2 separate regions of the Homo sapiens genome follow, and region 1 is linked to region 2. A link is an interaction called in ENCODE POLR2A ChIA-PET data of the cell type or tissue named here. Cell type or tissue: A673. All regions are shown on one strand. Links, peaks and the distances in the headings refer to the core of each region. The heading gives the core; the rest is flanking DNA.

Region 1 (11,149 bases), core at 2,137-10,136, 510 kb after region 2:
TCTCTCAGAATTCTCACATGTTGTTGGAGGGACCCAGGGGAAGGTAATTGAATCATGGGGGCTGGTCTTTCCTGTGCTATTCTCATGATAGTGAGTAAGTCTCACGAGATCTAATGGGTTTATCAGGGATTTCTGCTTTTGCTTCTTCCTCATTTTTCTCTTCCCACTGCCATGTAAGAAGTGCCTTTTGCCTCCTGCCATGATTCTGAGGCCTCCCCAGCCATGTGGAACTGTAAATCCAATTGAACCTCTTTTTCTTCCCAGTCTCAGTTATGTCTTTATCAGCAGCGTGAAAACCAACTAATACAGTTCCCTCCTTCATTTTCCTTTGAATTGCTTTGGCTTTCTCCTCTGGAGAGAACCAACTATATTGTAAATGGAGTGACTGCATATGTTTTTTAACTTCTTTGTTATTTTCCTTATCTGTAAAGGGCTAATAATAGTACCTACCTCATAGGGTTATTGTAAAGGTTAAATTGTAATATAGTACAGCTCCTCGCACTGTACATTTTAATTTTAGTAGTAATGGTATCCTCTTTGGGCTTTCATAGGACTGAGTCCACAGCACTAGTCTAGCACGGATAAACAATGACATAAGTAGCTATTGGGTATGTTTCTCTTCTCAGAAGTCTGAAGGCTCCTCAAGGAACAATATTCCTGTCAATCTTTCTATGCCAAGCACTTCACATAGTACATAAGATAAACACACACATACTCTCTCACTCTCTAAATAATGAATATAAGTAAATGAGTAGTTGAAACCAATAGAATTGGATGGGATAATTTTTCTCCATGAAGGAAAAAATTGGCTTCACCTATTTTAGGCTTATCTCTGCCCCCATGAGACTGTGCTTTGACTTCTTGTGACATGGTGGGTCTTTAAAATTATTTAATAATTTAAAATTCTTAAAGAGGTTAATTAATAGTAGCTCCCAAGGTAGAAATGAGAAAAACAAAGCCTTTCCATGCACAGCTCTGAACTGAGCCCCTACCATCCAGTGGGCAGTGGGCAAGGGGCATGGGGCTTAGTGGTGAACGAGACAGATGCTAGCCATTGCCCATGCCCTGGAAGTCTAGTCCAGTGGAAGGTGGACAGACCTTTACAGATACTTTGGAAATACTATTTAATTACAACCATGCCAAGGCCTATGGAAGAGAGCATGGGGGACCCCAGCAAAGAGAACTAACCTGGTCCTGGTGGCCATGAAGGGCTGGGGAAAAGGAAAGCAATGAGGAGGAGGAGCTTGCTGAAGTGGGTAGGGCAGAGGGACCAGCCTGTTTCTGGATGGAGGTGTTTATGTATTATGTACACGCCACAGCACTCGGCAGTTATGTAGAAAAGACCTCAGGAAGTGCTGACACTCTTCATTTAGGGAGAGTGATGGATTTCGGGGTGAATAGCAGGGACAGTGTAACCTGCATGTGTGAATAATCTTAAGCAAAAATGTAAGTAAAGGGAAAAGACATTTTAGATAAACTCATCAGGTATTGGTCTGAAGTAACGAACATTATCTGGAACACTCTTTTATGAAACTGCTGGTTAGGTGCTTGCCGTGTTGTATTGGTAATTTTCTGGTTGTAAGGTTTCACTTGTATCAACTTGTTGTTTATGCTCTCTACTAAATACATCCTGTATGTTTCAATCCTTGTGTCTTTTCTTCTCTCCTTTAATTTAAATATTACTTCTTGCAAGGACTGGTTCACAATCCAGTCAGGAAACTCCCTGCTTGCCCAGCTGAGAGTTGTCTTTCCTTGCTAGTGTGTCAATTCACCATTTTGCTCACTTTGCCACTTCTAATATCCTATTTTGCATTGTTGGCGTATTTCTGGTATTACCGTATTTGATCTCTGCAACTATATAGAAAATTTGGGAGCCTCATGCCTATAATCCAGCCCTTTGGAAGGCTGAGGTGGGAGGATCCCTTGAGCTCAGGAGTTCAAGATCAGCCTGGGCAACCTAGGGAGACTCCGTCTCTACAAATTAAAAAAATAAAAATTAAAAAAAAAAAAAGAAAATTTGGGAAAGGCTATACTGCATGTAAAACACACTTATTTGTTGAATAAGTGAATGAATGATAGGGATTAGATCTCACTTATCTGTGTAACAGCTATAGAATCTTCTTTATTACCCTGCACCTAGTAGATACATATCCGTAAGTACTGGTGGATATAGTCAACTGGGGAAAATATTATTTGAGACTGAAGCTTGCCTGTTCCTTGTACCCTTTCTTAAAATGATGAGGTGTGCGCAAGATTTTTTCCTGGACAATGTGAATCTGAAACCTTCCCAGTGAAAACAGTTTACTTTGTCTTTCGTCTTAGACTTGCTGATTATATTGGCAAAACAGTCTCCTCACCGAAAACTGGAGCAAGAAATGCAGCTTTTCTCAAGATAATCTCAGATAGATTCCTCCAGATGGCTGCCCGAGCAGAGGCACAGAACAAGAGCATTCTAATTGGTGATGGTTAGGGTTTTGGCATCTTTTCTCAAGAAAGTCAAAGAAACTCTCTTCCTGGCTTATTCTGTGCCACTGGATTATTTTGATTGAGTTGATATGTTTGAAAACTCAGAACCTCTTGACTAGCCAGATGTCTGTGACCACTGAGTTCCACTGGTTTTTCAGGTCCCAATGATTAAACCAAAATAAAAGAAGGTGATGCCATGTCTGGCCAAGGGCAGACACTGCCGGTTGCCAAATCCCCAGCGTTCATCACCCGGTTGACATGATGTTTGCTATTCTAGATGGAGGCAGGCAAGGCTTCAAAAAGGCCAAGCTTCAAGAGAAAACCTTTAAGTAAGTCAGTGTCATTTGGAAATGATTTGATGAATAGGAAACTTACCGGCCAGCCAATATCATTTGTGATATATTAGCAGGAATGTTTGGAGCCCATATTGAGGGTAAGGGCTCTTTCCCACATGCCGCCCTTCATAGCTGACACATTACACATGTCTCTGCAGCATAACATATGGCTTCCTGAACTTGCAAGTATGGCTTAATGTTCTCTGTTGAAATCGTGTCTGTTTAAACAGTCTCTTGGAAAAGTGAGCCATATTCAATAAAATCATTAATTTCATGTCTGTGAATGTTTCTCTAGAGCCCTTTAAAATATGATTTTGAAGGAGCATAGTAGAAAATTTGCATTAAGCTGTTATCAGCCTCTAAAAGGGTATTGGACTATCAGTCCTAAATTGTAAATATTAAAATATTCATAGAACATTAGTCAAGAAGGAACAGTGCAGCTCATCAAATTCCAGAAGAATCACCATTTTAGGTACCTAGTATGTGCCTGGCTGTTTATGTATGCTGCATCTGATTCTCAGGATAATTTACAAGTAGGGGGGATTTCCTGCCATTTATAGATAAGGACAGGGAGGCCCAGGGACACGGATGACCACCTAGAAGTGATGGAACTGGAATTTCAACTCAATAGCACCGAACTCTGAAGTCTGTCTCTTCTTTTCTACACCAGGAATTTTAAACTTGGGCTTAGGAGTGGGCTGGGTGGGGGTAGATATTTAGGCCAGAAATCATATGCAAGTTTTTGTGTGGATGTGCATTATTCTGAGGAATGTCTGTAACTGTACCAGATTCTCCAGGGGGTCCATGAGGCCTCCAGAAGATTAAGAACCAGATTTTGGCGCCACTCTGCCTTTTTTTTTAAGCGACGAGGAAACAGCAAGTGAGACTGAACCGTTCGAAGGCGTTTGACCTGGTGTTGACCAAAAACTGAAGCACAGGACTTCTTTCTAAATTCTGTGTGTATGTGTTTTGTATGCCTCAAGGGGGATGGTGAGGGAAGGAGAAGGAAATAAAAGAAATAAATCACATATGGAGAAAAGTACACAAAACCATGTACGTTCTAACAAGTAGTTATAAAGTGAGCATCTGAGGAGCTGCTAATCAGACCCTAAAACAGAGCAAGTCCCAGAATGGCCCCGGGTGTCCCTTCCTGATAGGATGCCACACCTTCACCCCTAATCATGACCCTTACTTTTATACTGACCTTATCCTTACTTTGCTTTATCATTTTTTTTTTTTTTTTTTTTTGAGGTGGAGTTTTGCTCTTGTCGCCCAGGCTGGAGTGCAATGGTGCGATCTCAGCTCACCACAACCTTTGCCTCCCAGGTTCAAGTGATTCTCCTGCCTCAGCATCCCGAGTAGCGGGGATTACAGGCTACGCCACCATGCCTGGCTCATTTTGGATTTTTAGTAGAGACAGGGTTTCTCCATGTTGGTCAGGCTGGTCTCGAACTCCCGAACTCAGGTGATCCGCCTGCCTTAGCCTCCCAAAGTGCTGGCATTACAGGTGTGAGCCACCGCGCCCGGCCATAATTTTTTTTTTTTTTTTTAATTTGAGATGGAGTCTCCCTCTTGTCGCCCAGGCTGGAGTGCTTACTGCAACCTCTGCCTCCTGGGTTCAAGCGATTCTCCTGCCTCAGCCTCCCGAGAAGCTGGGATTATAGGTGCCCGCCATGCCTGGCTAATTTTTTTGTACTTTTAGTAGAGACGGGGGTTTCACCATGTTGGTCAGGCTGGTCTCGAACTCCTGACCTCAAGTGATCTGCCCACCTCGGCCTCCCAAAGTGTTGGGATTACAGGTGTGAGCCACCTCACCCAGGCTATAATTTTATCATCTGTATATACATCCCTAAACACTATGGTTCCATGTTTCCTGTTTCTATCTTTATGTGCATGCAGTCATACTATTGTGGGTTTTCTTGTGTGTGTCTTGCTTCTTTCAACAGTACTGTTTTTAATACCCATCTGTGCTGTTGTACCTAGTTGTAGTTTGTTCATTTTCATTGCTGTGTGTTATTCTGTTGCTTGACGACGTGATAATTTATCCGTCGTTTGTTATTGGAAATTTGGGTTATTTGTAATTCTTGCCTGTTATGAGCGATGCTTTCGTTGACATTCTAATGCATGTCTTATACACAGGTTGGGGAAAGACCAATATTTACTCAGCTTTTATGGGAAACAAAATACCTAGTTCTACAAGAAAATAGTGAAGAATTCTTCTCTTCACAGGCCTGCTTCCTTAATGCCTTGTGGAAGAAGAAAATTCTTTCAAGTGAATTCTCCTGTTAGTCTTAACATAGGTTCCAGTTGTCCTCAAGTTAGCAATAAAAATCAAAGGATGCACTCGTTGAACCTAAGTGATTCCAGGGCTCCACCCCAGACTCCTGGGGTCAGAGTCTGCTAGATGGGGCTTGGGAGTCTGCAGATTTAACAAGCACCCAGGTGATTCTTGTGACTGGGAGACATCGCGTTCACCCTGATTGAATTTATAAGGCTGGGCTCCTTAGTTGGGAAGAGATTTGAAGAAAGTATTTGCATGATTAAAATCTTGGAAAATTGGCCTTTTAAAAAAGTTAAGGGAGTTGGATTTATTTAGCCTATAAAAAAACCTGAAACACGATTTAATAGTTGTTTGCAAAAGAATGAAACTTTTGTAAATGAAAAAACAAATATTTGCTAAGTCGAGAGTGATTTAGGCCAATCAACCTCCTGCTAAAATCAGCAGCAAATACTGAGCACCATGGGGGTAAGAAATGAAGACTGTTCTCAGGGCCTTCAGGGAGCTAAACACAGGAGAAAAACCGTAAGCTCTCGAACAAAAACCAGGATGCGATATTTCATCAAGTCTAGACTGTGGGCTTCGGTTGAGATGAGCGAGTGGATGGCCCCCAGGGACGCAATGGAGTAGAGAAACAGAGAGAGGCCACCAGGAAAGGGTGGAGAGGGCCCGCGGGGCTTGAGCTAGGCTTTCGAAATACGCCTTTGCTTAGGCAGATGGGGTGACAGAGCATTCTGAAGCAGTGGCTGCCAGTGTTTTTTCTTGTGATCCTCCAGTAAGAAATATCTATATTTCTTACATATATGTGTGTGTGTGTGTGTGTGTGTGTGTGTGTGTGTGTGTGTGTGTGTATATATATATATATATGTATCTTTTCTTTTTTTTTGAGACAAGGTCTTGGGTTGTCGCCCAGGTTGGAGTGCGGTGGTGCAATCTCGGTTCACTGCAACCTCCACCTCCCGGGTTCAAACGATTCTCCTGCCTCAGAATCCCAAGTAGCTGGGATCACAGGCACGAGCCACCGTGCCCAGTCCAGAAATGTATTTTATATCAGTCAGGATACACATACATGTAATAAATAAAAGCTTCATAAGACATTTAACTTTATTAAAGGTGGTACATCTGATGTTTTCTATTTTATTTTTTTAACATGTGAGGTTAACCGATAAACTATACAGCTTTCATAGAGTTGAAAACTATAAGAGGACCAGAAGCCCAGGGTGGAGGCAGAATCAGTCCTGTCCTATGGAGGGCATGCTAGTTAGAGGAGAGGATTTTCATGGAAAGTGGTGAGAGGTAATTTTGTTAGTTTGATGGTGGTCTCCAAAAGCCTTCTTTGATTCTAGAGTATGAATGAATTACTTTGGGATGTTATGATAAAATTTCAAACTTTACCTATTTATTTGACCAGCTCTACTTTTGGACAGTAGATTGACCAAAGTGACTTTTTGAGATTTTTTTTGATGCTTGGGGGTGGGGGTAGGGGAGAGGATTTGCTTCTGGATTCCAAAGAATGACTCAAAGTGCTTATTGAACATCTGTTTTGTCTCATGTTGTGATTGGCTATGGGAATTTTGGTATAGAAAATGGCACTGGAGCCAGGCACGGTGGCTCACACGCCTGTAATCCCAGCACTTTGGGAGGCCAAGGTGGGAGGATCACTTGAGGTCAGGAGTTCAAGACCAGCCTGGCCAATGTGGTGAAACCCCATCTCTACTGAAAATACAAAAATTGGGCCAGGTATTGTGAGTCACACCTATAATCCCAGCACTTTGGGAGGCCACGGTGGGCAGATCACGAGGTCAAGCGCTCAAGACCATCCTGGCTAACATGGTGAAACCCCACCTCTACTAAAAATACAAAAATTAGCTGGGCGTGGTGGCATGTGCCTGTAGTCCCAGCTACTCGGGAGGCTGAGGCAGGAAAATCGCTTGAACCCAGGAAGCGGAGGTTGCAGTGAGCTGAGATTGCACCACTGCACTCCAGCCTGGTGACAGAGCGAGACTCTATCTCAAAAAAAAAAAAAAAAAAATTAGCCAGGCATGGTGGCAGATGCCTGTAATCCCAGCTACCCAGGAGGCTGGGGCAGGAGAGTCGCTTGAACCCAGGAGGCAGAGGTTGCAGTGAGCCAAGATCGTGCCACTGCACTCCAGGCTGGGCAACAAGGTGAGACTCCATCTCAAAAGAAAGAAAAAAAAAAGAGTATGGCACTGGATAGAATAGTTTTATAGGAGAGGATGAGAGGATGTAGGAAATATCTCCGTGGGCAAGTTTAGGAAGGAAAACTGATGGCCTCTTTATCACTGTGCTTCTGGAAGGAGCATGATATGGCCAGTTGTGCATATCAGAGCTAATTGCAAGTATGATTAGTGGCCTGGCCCAGGACTAGACAACTCTGCTATTTGATCAGAATCCAGATTCCTGGATCAGACGTCTAATTGGGACCCTACTTGGCCTCTAGTTTTAGCATGCTTGTGAGAATTTTAAGAGCAAAACTCTTCTTAAAATTTTTTATTTTTAGAGATGGCGTCTCACTGTGTTGCCCAGAGTGGTCTCGAACTCAAGCAATCCTTCTGCTTTGGCCTCCCCAGTAGCTGGGATTACAGTTATGAGCTACCACGCCCAGGCTCTTACCTTCCCTCCTCTTTTCCCAACCTAGCTCTGCTTACTGTGAACCCCATCTGCAGCACTTCTTGAATGGTGTTGTGGATTATTTATTGAAGATTTGCTTGTGTAGCCATGTTCTCTTCATCTGCTCCAAGAGAAAAGTAAATTCTGGCCTGCACTGAAAAGAGGCTCTAGATAGAAGAGAGGCATTTCAGACCACTAGGAATGTTGCATTGACCTTGTCTTCCAAAGAGCAGGATAGGGAAGATCTCTCCTGCCATGTCTTATAGAAACTGAACTCCCTTAAAGATCCATGTGGAACGAATTTTAGGGAACCCCTGCAATCAGATTTTTCTCTACCTAAGAGTAGAGTGCCTTAGCAACGTTGAAAAGGAAAATCCTTTCATGCGGCCGTTCCTTTGCTTGAATACTTTCAGTCCTGTCCTCTGAGATTTGATCATATCCTTTTGATCTTCCCAGTCCAGTTTTAATTTGTTCAGTTTAGGTTAGAAAAGGATTTGGAAAAACAATACTTTTCTCTTTTAGGATTCTATAGGTAGGGATCATTGGTCCTAAATGTTCTTCCCTTTTTTCTTTGCTTGTAAAGTGCACTCTGGGGGAATAAGCTGCACTGTGTTTCTTGGGGCTTGATCATTTGCTGTAGTTGTTTGTACAGTTGTTAAGTTACGCTTTCTATTCTACTAACAAATGATGGTGTGAGGAACGCCATATTTCTTATGTTTCCCTTCAACAGGAAGCTTGATTGGTAACTAAAGACAAAAATCTCATTTCTTTGTGAGTAAATTGCTGTAGTAGGAGCGTGGCTGATGTTGGTCCAGACACATTCTTACTTTGTTAAACCTATGAGGAGAGTCATCAAGGAGAGCTGCACTGGTCTACATGGTGGCCTCTGGCTAACGTCACGTGAAGTCTCGAGGTTAAAAATTCACTTCTTCAGTAGCACTAGCCACATTTCCAGTGCTCAGTAGCCACAAGTGGCTCATGCAGTATTGACATTTTGGGCCAGATTATTCTTGGTGGGGGTAGGAGGACTGTCTCATGCATTTGTGCATTGTAGGACTTTCAGCAGCACACCTGGTCTCTACCTACTCAATGCCAGTAGCACTCTATAGACATAACAACCAAAATGTTTCCAGAGATTGCCAAATGACCCCACAGGGGCAAAACAAATCCTGGTTAAGAATCACTGGCTTTGTGGCTATAGTATTTGAAAGCCCAGATAAAGAACATTTCCATGACGGCAGACAGTCCTGTTCTAGAGTAATCCCTAGCAGAGTTTGGGGAATTTTATATAATAAGAATTTTGAGCTTTGGTGGAATCACAGTGGACATCCAGTCCAAAGCCTGGGGAAACTGAGGCACAGAAAGATTATGGGTGACTTCAGGTCACACAACATGTAAGTGTCAGTCTGGAGTTCTGGACTTCAAGTTCACGCAGCCCAGAGAACAAGCTGCTGATTTTTGTTCAAACCTGCTTCATTCCTACTGTGCACCTGCACTCAGTGTTGGTGGGGGAGGACAGAGTCCTAAAAACTGGGAATGGTTCAGTCCTGAGACGTTCAGAGATGCAAATTCTGAACACATCTCTTTTATCCCTCCCTGGCTTAAGGCCCTACATATGGGCTAGGGTTGGGAGGGTGACTGAGACATCTGATGGACAAAGACTTGTTGGGTTTCCTCATTTCCATCAGTACAGAGATTGGGAACATACTCCCGGGGCCGTGGAAGACTGTCATCCTGTAAAATTTCTTCTTTTTAGTTTTTAAATCTACAATATCTCCTCTGTCTGCTTCCTTTTAAGGGTCGATCGTAAAGCTGTTAATACGAAATACCTGGAGGTTCATCCCTTCAGAGGCTGCAAGGAAGCAGAGTCTATAGAAAGCTTTGGGAAGGGAAAAGGAGTCTCTCCCAGGGTGTGGTGTCCACAGCCGAAGGGGCCAGAAAGTGGGCTTAGCTCAGGGGCCGGGCGCAGGAGACGACTGGAAGGCAGCCCGGGCTTGCAAAGTGCCCAGAGCCTCTGATATGCTCAACATCTTTCCTTCCTCCCCTCTTTCCCTCATTAATCCCACGTGCTTCAACACCTCCCAATGACTCTTCAGTCACTGGTTCTATAATTCTCTCCCTCCTCTGCTCCCAAACCTTCAGTGGCTCACTGCTGCCTTTCATGTCTTTCTTAGTCTTATATTCAGAGCCCATCTGCTCTTATATAGAAATCGTCTCTTTCCCTCCTAAGTGTAGAAATCAGTTTTGCACATACGAGTGCCTTACTGTTACTGTGGTTTGCAGAATTATTCAGTTGGGGTTTGGCATTGACAGTGATTGAGGCTTTGCTCAAAGCTCTTTGACGTTTAAGAGCTTGCTCAGGAAGAAGTTTTGTTTCTGGTGAGACTTTGTTGAGTCGGTAGCCTGGACAACTACTTAAAATCAGTATCCAGCTCAAAATTCAGGGCCTGGTAAACAGACCAGAAAGAGAGGCAATAAAAGCAGATGAAAAATTATGTGTCTGTAAACCTCGGGTAACCTTGAGCTGCTGGTTTGGTTCTGTAACACGGTGGACAGAGTGAGCTGTGGATGAGGTCAAAGGCCAACGTGCTGAGGAGCAGCTGTCTAGTTCAGCGAGAAATTAGCTAATGTGTAAACTGGCCTTGAGGTCTTTTTACGTTGCTTCATATTCCTAGTGTTAGTTAAAAGAAGTAAATTTTATCTCAGAGTTTGGTGACTAGCCGTGATTTCATTGCACTATTTATGTTTTCTTTTGGGAAAGCGGCCTTCTTGGGTGTCTCCATGGTGAAGGGGAAGGTATTTTAAAACACACTCATTCGGGAGCAGGCTTTAATTTGAGTGACAGGAGGGTGGGGGCTGCGAGGACTGCAGCCCTGCTGGTCAGTGCGGCTGTGGCCAGTGTTGTTCATGACCTCTGTTTCTTCTCTTTCTCTACAGACCAATGAGTGGAACAAGAATGATGACCGGCTACTGCAGGCCGTGGAGAATGGAGATGCGGAGAAGGTGGCCTCACTGCTCGGCAAGAAGGGGGCCAGTGCCACCAAACACGACAGTGAGGGCAAGACCGCGTAAGCTGAAACACTGGTTTGCAGATATGCTGGTTCTGGGTTTTTGGGGTGTTCTCTGGAATCCTTAGTATCCATAGGGGAATTTCACACGTGCTCCCTCTCCACTCCCATGTTGAAATATGTAAGAAGATATTTTAATCTAGTGCCTTTCTCTCCAAATTCCAAGTCACATATGGAGCTCTACCTTGAATGGGTATACATGTTCCCAAGTATAAGCAAAGGTTTTACCTCCTAAGATTGCAACCAATTGTAGATGAGACATGAATTCTCTCTTCGATAAGAAATAGCATAAAAGAGAAAAAAGTATTTTCCTATAACCCTCAAACCTTACTGTGTATTTATCTTAAACTACTTGTTTATTTATTTGATCT
Region 2 (11,149 bases), core at 1,693-9,692:
TGCAAGGCTCACCATCTGTAGTCTTCAAGAGACTCATCTCATATGTAATGACAGCCACTGGCCCAAAATAAGGGGACGGAGAAAATCTGCCATGCAAATGATAACAAAAAAGCAGGAGTAACTATTCTTATATCAGATAAAACAGACTTTAATCAAAATTAAAAAGAACAATTGAAGAATGAAGAGCATTACGTCATGAGAAAGTATATGATCAAACAAGAATACTTAAGTACCCTAAATATAAATGCACCCAACATGGAGCACCCAGATTCATAAAACAAGTTCTTTTTGGACTACAAAAAGACAGACGACCACCCAATAATTGTAGGAGACTTCAACACCCCCGCTGGCAGCATTGGATCATCAAAGCAGATAACTAAGAAAGAAACTGTGTACTTAAACTTCACACTTGACCATTTGGACCTAATAAGACATCTACAGAACACTCCACTCAATAACCACAGAATATACATTCTTCTCATCTGCACAGGGAACATATTCTAACATTGACCACATGCTTGGTCATAAAGCAAGTCTGGATAAATTTTAAAAAATGAAATCATATCAAGCACACTCTTAGATCTCAATGTAATCAAAATATAAATAAATATCAACATCTCTCAACACTACACAAATAGATGAAAAGAAAATCAAACAACTTTCTCCTGAATAACTTCTGTGTGAAAATCAAAATTAAGGGAGAAATTTTAAGAAAGTGAAATTAATGAAAATGGGAACACAAATTACCAAAATCTCTGGGATGCAGCTAAATCAGTGTTAAGAGGAACGTTTAAATGCCTTTATCATAAAGTTAGAAATATTTCAAATTAACAATCTAACACTACACCTAAAGGAACTAGGGAAAAAAAAAAAGAACAACCCTACATCAACGCTAGGAATGAAAAGAAACAACTAAAATAGAGAAGATCTGAATGAAATTGAGATGCAAAAATCCTACAAAAGATTAATGAAACCCAGAGTTGATTTAAAAAAAGAGATTGATAGACCTTTAGCTAGATAAACAAAGAAAAAAAAGAGAAGATCTAAATATATAAATCAGAATGACAAAAACGACATTAAAAATGGTCCCACAGACATACAAAATAATCCTCAGAGAATACTAGGAATAACTCTAGACACAAAAATTAGAAAATCTAGAGGAAATGGATAAATTTCTGAAAACAGGCAATCTTCCAAGATTGAATCAGGAAGATACTGAAATACTGAAGAGACCAATATGAAGCTCTGAAATTGAATAAGTAATAAAAAATCTACCAAGCCAAAAAGCCCTGGACTATATGGATTCACAGCAAAATTCTACCGGAAGTATAAAGAAGAACTACTACAATTCTACTGAAACTATTCCAGAAAAGTTGAAGAGAACGTACTCCTTCCTAACTCATGCTGTGAAGCCAGAATCAGCTTAATACCAAAACCTGGCAGAGACGCAAAAAAAAAGAACATTCAGGTGACCACTGTTGACGAACATAGACTCAAAAATTCTCAACAAAGTACTAGCAAACTGAATCCATCAGCAGCGTATCAAAAAATTAATCTACTATGACAATACAGGCTTTATTCCTGGGATGCATGGCTGGTTCAACATATGCAAATCAATAAATGTGATTCACCAGATAAACAGAATTAAATCAAAAACCATATGATCATCTCAATGGATGCCGGAAAAGCTTTCAATTAAATCCAGTGCCCCTTCATGAAAAAACAAAACAAAAAAAAAACCCTCAACAGTTGAGGCTTCAAATAAGCATACTTCAAAATAAAAAAGAGCTATCTACAACAAACCCACAGCCAATATAATACTCAATGGGCAAAAGCTGAAAGCATTCTCCTCTAGAAATGAAACAAGCCAAGGACATCCACTCTTACCACTCCTATTCAACATAGTACCAGAAATCCTAGTCAGAGCAATCTCGCAACAGAAAAAGAGAAAAGCACCCAAATAGGAAGTAAAGATTAAGGCAAACTATCTGTCTTCACCCAACAATATCATTCTATACCTAAAAAACCTTAAAGACTTCAACAAAAGTCTACTAGAAATGATAAAGGATTTTAGCAAGGTTTCAGGATACAAAATCAATGTACAACAATTAGTAGCATTTCTATACAACAACAACATCCAGGTTGAGAGTTAAATTAAGAACACAATCATATTTACAACACCTAGGATGAAAATAAAATCCCTGCAAATACAACTAACCTAAGATGTGAACGATCTCCACAAGGAGAATTACAAAACACAGCTGAAATCTGAAGCTGGATGCAGTGGTTCATGCCTTTGGGAGGCCGAGGCAGGTATATCGCTTGGACCCAGGAGTTTGAGACCAACCTGGGCAACATAGTGGAACCTCATCTATACAAATTTTTTTTTTTTTTTAAATAGCGAGGCATGGTGGCACATGCCTGTAGTCCTAACTACCCTGACGGCTTGAGGCCAGGAGTTCAAGCCTGCAGTGAGCTATAGTAACTCCACTGCATTCCAGCCTGGGTGAAAGGGTGAGGCCCTGTCTCAAAAAAGGAAGGAAATAAGAAAAGGAAGGAAGGATGGACGGAAGGGAGGAAGGGAGGGAGGGAAGGAAGGAAGGAAGGAAGGAAGGAAGGAAGGAAGGAAGGAAGGAAGGAAGGAAATTTTGATAACACAAATAAATGGAATAACATTCCATGTTTACAGATTAAAAGAATCAATATTGTTAAAATGGCCATACTGCCCAAAGCAATTTGTAGATTCAAGGCTATCTCCATGAAACTACCAATATCTTTCTTCACAGAATTAGAAAAAAACTACTCTAAATTTATATGGAACACCCCCAAAAGCCAGAATGGCCAAAGCAATTCTGAGCAAAAATAATAAAGCCAGAGAGGCATCATACTACCCAATTTCCAGCTATACTATAAGTGTACACTAACCATGATACTGTTACAAAAGCAGACACTTAAGCCAATGGAACAGAATAGAACACTCAAAAACAAAGCTGCACACTTACCACCATCTGGATCGTGGACAAGGCCAACAAAAACAAACAATGGGGAAAAGGCACCCTATTCAATAAATGGTGCTGGGATAATTCGCTAGCCATAAGCAGAAGAGTGAAACTGGATGCTTACCTTCCACCATACACATAAATTAATTCAAGATGGATTAAAGGTTAAAATGTAAGACTTCAAATTATGAAAACTCTAAAACAAAACCTAGGAAATATTTTTCTCGACATTGGCCTTGGCAAATAATTTTTGGCTAAGTTTCTAAAAACAATTGCAACAAAAACGAAATTGACAAGTGAAAGTCAATCAAACTAAAAAGCTTCTGCACAGCAATAGAAACTATCCACAGAGTAAACAGACAACTTACAGAATGGGAGAAAATATTTGCAAACTATGCATCTGATAACGATCTAATATAACAAATCCATAAGGAAGAAAAAATGACAAGCATAAAACAACCCCAGTTAAAAAGGGCAAAGCTAATACAGGAGCAGAAAATCAAACTCCGCATCTTCTCACTTATAAGTGGGAGCTGAACAATGGGAACACATGGACACAGGGAGGGGAACAACACACAATGGGGAACAACACACAACACACACTATAATTTTCTGTAGGGGGTTGAGGAGAGGGAGAGCATCAGGAAAAATAGCTAATGCATGCTAGGCTTAATACCTAGGTGATGGGTTGACAGGTGCAGCAAACCACCACCACACACGTTTATCTATGTAACAAAACTGCGCTTCCTGCACATGTACCCCAGAACTTAAAATTTAAATCAAGAAAAGGCAAAGGACACGAACAGATATTTTCTCAAAAGAAGACACTCAAGTATATGAAAAAACACTCATCCTCACTAATCAGCAAATAAATAAATGCAAGCAAAAACCACAGTAAGATGCCATCTCACATCAGTCACAATAGCTATAATTAAAAAGTAAAAAAATTAGATGTTGGCCAGGCTGCAGAGTAAAGGGAATGCTTATACACTACTGTTGGTGGAAATGTAAACTGGTTCAGGTACTGTGGAAAGTATTTTGGAGATTTCTCTAAGAACTTAAAACAGAGATACCCTTCGACCCAGCATTCCCATTACTGGGTATATATTCAAAGGAAAATAAATTATTCTACCAGAAAAATATATATGCACTCGTATGTTCATCAGCATGTTATTCACAATAGCACAGACACGGAATGAACCTAGGTGCCCATCAACGGTGGACTGGATAAAGAAAATGTGGTACATATACACTATGGAATACTATGCCTCCATAAAAAAGAATGAAATTATGTCCTTTGCAGCAACATGGATGGAGCTAAGGACATAATCCTAAGCAAATTAGTGCTGGAAAAGAAAACCAGATACCACACATTCTCACTTATAAGTGGAACCTAAACATTGAGCACACAGGAACATTAACATGGGAACAAGACATGCTGCAGGCTATGGGGGTGGGGGAGAGAGGGGAGCATGGGCTGAATAACTACCTACTGGGTACTATGCTCACTACCAGGGTGCACTGTACAAAAGTAACAAATCTGCATATGCACTATCTGTGTCTGAAAAAAACTGAAATTATAAAAACCAAGAGAATATGTTTCTAATGAAGGTAGACTTTATTTGATGGACTGGATTAGAATATAATATTTTTTAAGGGGGAAGGCATTGGGGGATGCACAATGTCTACAGGTTTCTAAATCTCTCTGGTTTCTCACCTAATTCATAGTCTCTTATGTCATTTTCATAGTTTTCATATTCTGCCTTTCCACCTCTTCTTTTTAACAAGTAAAATTCCTCATAGCATACAAAAAACCAATTTTATAAAAAACCCATATTATCGATCAGGGACCTGTGGATTATGTGCTATTAGAACCATACAAAATGTCTCTATATAGTTTTCTGTATCTTTGGAATATCTTTGGGTGAAGCTGCAGACCTTCTTGGTGAGTGTTACAGCTCTGCGCAGAGCCAAACAGTGAGCAGCAGCAAGATTGCAAAGAGCAAAAGAACAAAGCCTCCACACTGTGGAAAGGGACCCTAGCACGTTGCTGTTGCTGGCTCTGGCAGCCGCTTTTCTTCCCTTATCTCACCCCACCCACATCCTGATGATTGGTCCATTTCATAGAGAGCTGATGGGTTCATTTTACAGAGAGCTGCTTGGTCTGTTTACAATCCTTTAGCTAGACACAAAAGTTCTCCAAGTCCCCACCAGATTAGCTAGACACAGAGCACTGATTAGTGCGTTCACATACCTTGAGCTAGACACAGCATGCTGATTGGTGCATTTACAATCCTCCAGCTAGACGTAGTAAGTTCTCCAAGTACCCACCGGACTCAGGAGCCCAGCTGGCTTTGCCTAGTGCATCCCGGCCGCGGGCGGAGCTGCCCGCCAGTCTCTGGCGCGCTGCCGCACTCCTCAGCCGTTGGGCGGTTGACGGGACCGGATGCCGCGTAGCAGGAGGTGGCGCCCGTCCCCTCGGGGTGGCGCGCGGGAGCCCGCGGTTGGGGGGCGGGGGGCAGGGGACGGGGGCGGGGAGCAGGGTGAGGGCTCCAGCATGGCAGGCTGCAGGTTCCGAGCCCTGCCCCCTTGCCCCGCGGGGAGGTGGCTGAGGCCCAGCGAAAATTCGAGCGCGGCGCCGGCGGGCCATCACTGTTGGAGGACCCAGTGCACCCTCCGCAGCTGCTGGCCCGGGTGCTAAGCCTCTCACTGCCCAGGGCCGGCGGCGCCAGCCGACCGCTCAGAGTGCGGGGCGCGCCGAGCCCGCGCCCACCCGGAAGTCGCGCTGGACCTGCGAGCACCGCAGGCAGCCCAGGTTCCGGCCCGCGCCTCTCCCTCCACACCTCCCCGCCAGCAGAGGGAGCCCGCTCAGGCCTCAGCCAGCACAGAGAGGGGCTCCCACGGTGCAGCTGCGGGCTGAAAGGCTCCTCAAGCGCGGTCAGAGTGGGCTGAGGCCGAAGAGGCGCCGAGAGCCAGCGAGGGATGCCAGCAAGCTGTCACCTCTCAGAAATACAGGAAGAACATCAATAATGTTCGAAGTTATAAAGTAGGTTTCTATCAAGAATAAAACATAAACGATCAAAGAATTCCTTATAAAAACATTTTTTATTTCTAGGAATCAAAACATAAATATAAAATTTGAGAGTCCACCAAAAAAAATTAGATGCCAGATTTCACTATAATTATCAGGGAAGCGCCCAAACGGGTTGTTTACGGCGCCTCGGGGAAACTTTCTGTTTCGTGTTAAGGGTCTTGAACCATGATGTTTAGAAAACCATGGGCTGATGCTTTCAGAACCTCTGTGATTGTTGCCTCTGACACTGCATCCAATAGACTAGCATGTTGATTAGGGAAAGCTAAATTCAATAAAATACGACTGTAAGTGGGGTCACCACCTTGAGGGGTTATGTTAGAAAAGTAGATGATAAGGTGGTATTGATAGAGTATTGAAGTCTGGGCTCAAATGGTTGCCCGGGGCCTTTCAAGACCAATGACTGACAAGAATAGGTAATGTTCAGGACATAGAGTTTAGGATTGGGGGACACTGTGAGTTAAGGGCCATGACAGAAGTCTTCATAAGTAAACTGTTACTGGCACAAGCTGCTACCTGCCCAGGTGAGCAATCTGTTGGCCCAGAGGAGAGTTGCTTACTGACATAAATTGATTTGCAGAAATTTCCTGAAGCAAACAATAAGTTATTTATAGGTTTGCAGCCTTACTTTCCTGGAAAAATACTTTTCTGGAATGAATTGTGAAATCATGTTGACACAGATGGCCTCAGGTTTCAGTTCGGATAATTAAGCTGTGTAAATATAGAAAGTCTAAGGTTTCTGTGTGCTGTTGATTCACAGTATGCAACAATGATCATATTACTTTTATTTACTATGAGCTTCAGCTGAAAGTCCAAAAGAAACTTTAATTTCAGATATTTAATGAAATCATTATAGCTGTGGTAATTTCCTTTAGCTGGGTGTGAGTGTGTGATGTGAGCGTGTGATGTGTGTGTGTGTGTGTGTACTCTGGCAGCATATTCCAAATAATTTCTGTAAAATTTCAGTTTGAAATTAATAGAAGACATATTAAGTTGTTTAAACTCTTTGTTATTTAAATTCTATATTACTTTAGTTGATTACTCTGTATTATTACGGCAAAGCTTTGATATGTTGCCCTGAATTTAAATGAAAAGGCTGTTCGGCATAAAAACAGGAATATTTTATTACCAAAAAGAATTAACTACCATATGTCATTTACAGAAAAGAGTAAATTCTTCAGGGCATAGAAAATACACATTTCCTTCTGTTTGTGTGGAAATAAGCAAAATACCTGTTATAATAGATTCCTCACAGAATTTTGTGAAGCTTCAGGTAAACTTGAAAGAGAAAAATTAAAATTCTAGAGTTTCATAATTACAAATTGGGATATAAAAATAGAATAATTATTTGAATTTTGTATTTCTCTCCAGGGGATCAAAAGTAATATATAAACTTTTAATAAATATTGATATAGCTTCACGTTGACTCCATATGTGAGCAATTTGCTTTCTGTTAAATTCACAATTGCATAATTTTTTTCAGGCTGGAATGCACTTGGATGCCAGAGATTTTGATTTCTTAATGTGAAATAAGGTGATAATACATTCCAAAGTATATATTTTTTCAACTTTGAATATATCTGGTGTATTTGGAGTAATATCTGAGTAAATACACTTATATGTAAGAGAATCAAAGGAACAAGATATTATTTTATATCCAAGGAAATTAAAACACTTAGAACATAAATACGTATTGCATTACTTCATATTAAAGAAATGTTTTACAAAAGAAAATAAAAGAGCTTATTTTATAGCCCCATTTCCACAAATAATAGCAAAGGTACATATATCTGATGTTTTACACACTCATTATTGTTTCTCTTAAAATTTGTTGCTTATACTATTTTAAAAAGCAAGCCTATAGATTGTTGTGTGTATATACATATACACACAACATATATATATGTGTATATATATATATATATATATATATAGCAGCAAGCAAGAGAATGGGCCTCTTCCTACTGAGGTTTAACATTTGCATGCATATGTATATTTTGATTCACATAGACTTATTGTTCTTTAATTACGTGAACAGTGATTCCTGGTTACATTATTGGAAAATGGAAGCAATGCTCAAAGAGCATCACCTAAATTTCCATCATATTTTGCTCTCAATATATTTTGTACATCCAAATATATTGTGATTAATCTGCATACATTTTTGCTGTTCTAGGTGACGCTGATATGAGGCTAGGTAATACACGACCTTAGTCTGCATGTTGTACTTGTGTAACACACATAATTTTACAGTGCTAACAGGTGCTATAATAACTAACTATAGTTAATGATGAATGAAAGAAGGAAGATGTTAAGATGTTAGGGAAGGACTCAAAAGATGCAGTGCTTGAGTTAGAATTTTAAGGGAGATTATGCAAAAGCAGTCACTTAAGGTGGGTTGGGATAATCTAGAATGTGGGAATGATGTATGCAAAGTCACACAGGAGAGATACAGCATGCATGTTTAGAAAATTGTTGATTACATATGGAAAGTTTGCAGGACTTGCATCCTAGAATGTCAGGATTTTAAGCTAAGTAGGGTTCAAATTAAATTTTTCACATACTTCGCTGCATTATAATAACTAGTTTATATTTAACTCATCCACTAAACTAAGTTATTTGAAAAGAGATGCCAGTGTTCACTCAATCTAGTTGTCTGTCATTAATAATTTAAAAATAATTGAGATTTTAATTTTGGTCTGCTAAGCCTGTTTAATTAAAATTTGACATTAAATAAGATTTTACAGGGCCTGTAATTTTTTTTTTCAGTCATCACAGTTTGAATATTAAACATTACTACTTTTATCTCCCTCAGTCAGCATAAAACATACTACTTATGGTTTTAATAATCAAATTCAATGAGCACCAACAAAATTTGATGTAACTATTAACTTTGAAATTTTATTGAAATAGAACTATGCCTTGGGTATCATTCAAAGCATTTAATTGTTGCAATAAAAAACTTTGAGATAAATTGAAATGATGGACAATATGGGTCGAAAGCAACATTGGCTTGAGGGAATAGGCTAATGTTTGAGAACGGAATTGTTAAGGACAAGATTGGATGTTTATATTATTTTAGGAAAGATACACTCTAATGGAGTTTAATTCTAAAATGTTTAATATTATGAAAATATTATATATTATATGATCATTATAGAAAATTAAATATATAAGAACATCAGAAGCAAAATAGTCAAAGTCTACCTAAACCCAATTAGAAGTGAATACTATTAATCTTGATTTGCATGTTTCTAATCTTATTATTATCAAATTAATAAACAGCTTTCAGATATTCTGCTTCTCCCTGTTACTAGATCAGGATAATGTCATTTATGTACAGGCATCTCCTGCTTACTCAGTTCAGCATTGATCAATAAATATTTTAGACTTCCATTCAAAACACTTCCATTTTTCTTTTGCCCATATTCTTTTTATTCAGTGCTACCTATTTTCAAATACACAACACTTTGTCAAACAAATTCCAACATTAGATTGGATCTAGTTGGTATCAAAGTAGTAATACACATTGCCATTCCTAATCCTCAATGCATTGATCCTGAAAATTATTTGTAAGAATAGAAAAATACTGGATATTTCAAAATAAGTCTCATTTTGTTGCTTACACATGAAAGACTGGAATTAACCAACATAACCATTACAAGGTGATTGAGCAAATGAATAGATGGAAAATATTATAGAAACTTTACTGCAGTTCATCAACCATTGTGGTCGTTAGGCCATAGGAAAATACAGTGTGATAGTACCCTTGTCTTCTTTTCCATTTGTTAAGTCTCATATCCAAATAACAGTGGATAGACCTTATGAGAATACAAAGTGAGATAAAAATAATTTTTGGCTTTTCAATGTATCTTATTTGATCTAAGAGGTATTTCCCCGACTTTGATGCAATAATTATTGTCACAAAATTTGACTTTATTAAAGACCATTTTAAGGATCTTTGCAGCTGACAGCAGTGACTTTTTTACCTCCTACAAAGTTTCAACTGACAGTCTTATTGTCTCTGACTTTCCCAAATTAATGACATAATTAGTCACCAGGGCTTTGGCTGCTCAATAGGGATTTAGTAAGCAATGAGTCATATGTTGGGGAACACTTCAACAAACAAAATGTTGGCAGAGAAAGATGTATGAATCAGCTAGGAAGAAACACTATTCTATCATTGAGGATCTTTCTAATATTAGATATCACAGAAAAATTTTCATATAGATTACCATATAAGTGAGCCAAAATCTCTAGGAACAAAAAAGCTTTGTATAATTATAACTCCTTGCCATGATTTAACTTAAAATTTCTTTACTTATTTAGCAATTCTATAAACAAGAATCATTTCTGTTAAGGATACTAAGGAGACTGTTCCTATTGAATCAGAACATTTAAAAGAAATAATTGAGGAACTCACACATGTAAAACGTCATTAACCAAACTAAAATAAAATGTGAGGGCATAAACTTAACCAGAAATGTTTAAAACCTATATAAAAAAAAAACTAGAAAACACTTCTGAATGGCACAAATTTGGACTTGAGCACGGGGAAAGAAATTCCATGCTCTTGAAAAAGCCTTAAAATCATAAATGTGCCAGTTCTTTAAATAAACTTATATCTTCTGTGTCATAACAAACAATATTTTCTAGAATTTCTTTTTCCAGATTTAGAAAAATAGACAAATTTACTTGGAGGAATAAAGAAGCAAGAATAGCTAGAAATAGCCTATAAAATCAATGGAATTTGGAGTCAATACAAAATATTAAGCAATTCTTAAAGCTTCTATGATTAAAATGAGTTATAAATACAGATAGATGAAGATCATATAGAAAATCAAGACATTGACAGATATGGAAAGGTGGTATATAATGAAAACATTTCAGATCAATGAGGGGGAAATGTTAACTGGAAAAGAATATTAAAAAGGCAATGAACTCAATAAGACAACAAGAAGCAAACCACAGAAAAATAACTGGACTGGATTAAAAAGAAAATATTTTAGACACTTCAAAAATAAAATATTCAAATAACCAATGAACTTATTAAAAGGTT

Evidence for each region. Peaks named below come from ENCODE experiments on the same cell type or tissue, not always from the same donor. Only the 100,000 strongest peaks of a DNase experiment are listed, where the experiment ranks them.
Region 1: POLR2A ChIA-PET joins it to region 2 with 6 read pairs; 1 of 35 experiments calls an interaction of 5 or more read pairs at or near these places.

The regions. Positions count from the first base shown.
Region 1 is chr5:34,746,821-34,757,969 of GRCh38, forward strand. It overlaps RAI14 (retinoic acid induced 14), which reads left to right. Exons shown (of 18, transcript NM_015577.3): 3 at 10,648-10,778. Among named protein-coding and RNA genes, the nearest start is that of TTC23L, 87 kb to the right of the region's middle. In A673, for the core only: no CTCF peak of the experiment used is centred there; a DNase peak (open chromatin) is centred at 5,691; H3K27ac peaks cover 368 bases.
Region 2 is chr5:34,239,363-34,250,511 of GRCh38, forward strand. It overlaps a transcript of C1QTNF3 not described here. Among named protein-coding and RNA genes, the nearest start is that of C1QTNF3-AMACR, 120 kb to the left of the region's middle. RefSeq lists an enhancer at 5,362-5,656 and a silencer at 5,369-5,548. In A673, for the core only: no CTCF peak of the experiment used is centred there; DNase peaks (open chromatin) are centred at 2,529 and 5,510; H3K4me3 peaks cover 860 bases; H3K27ac peaks cover 2,850 bases.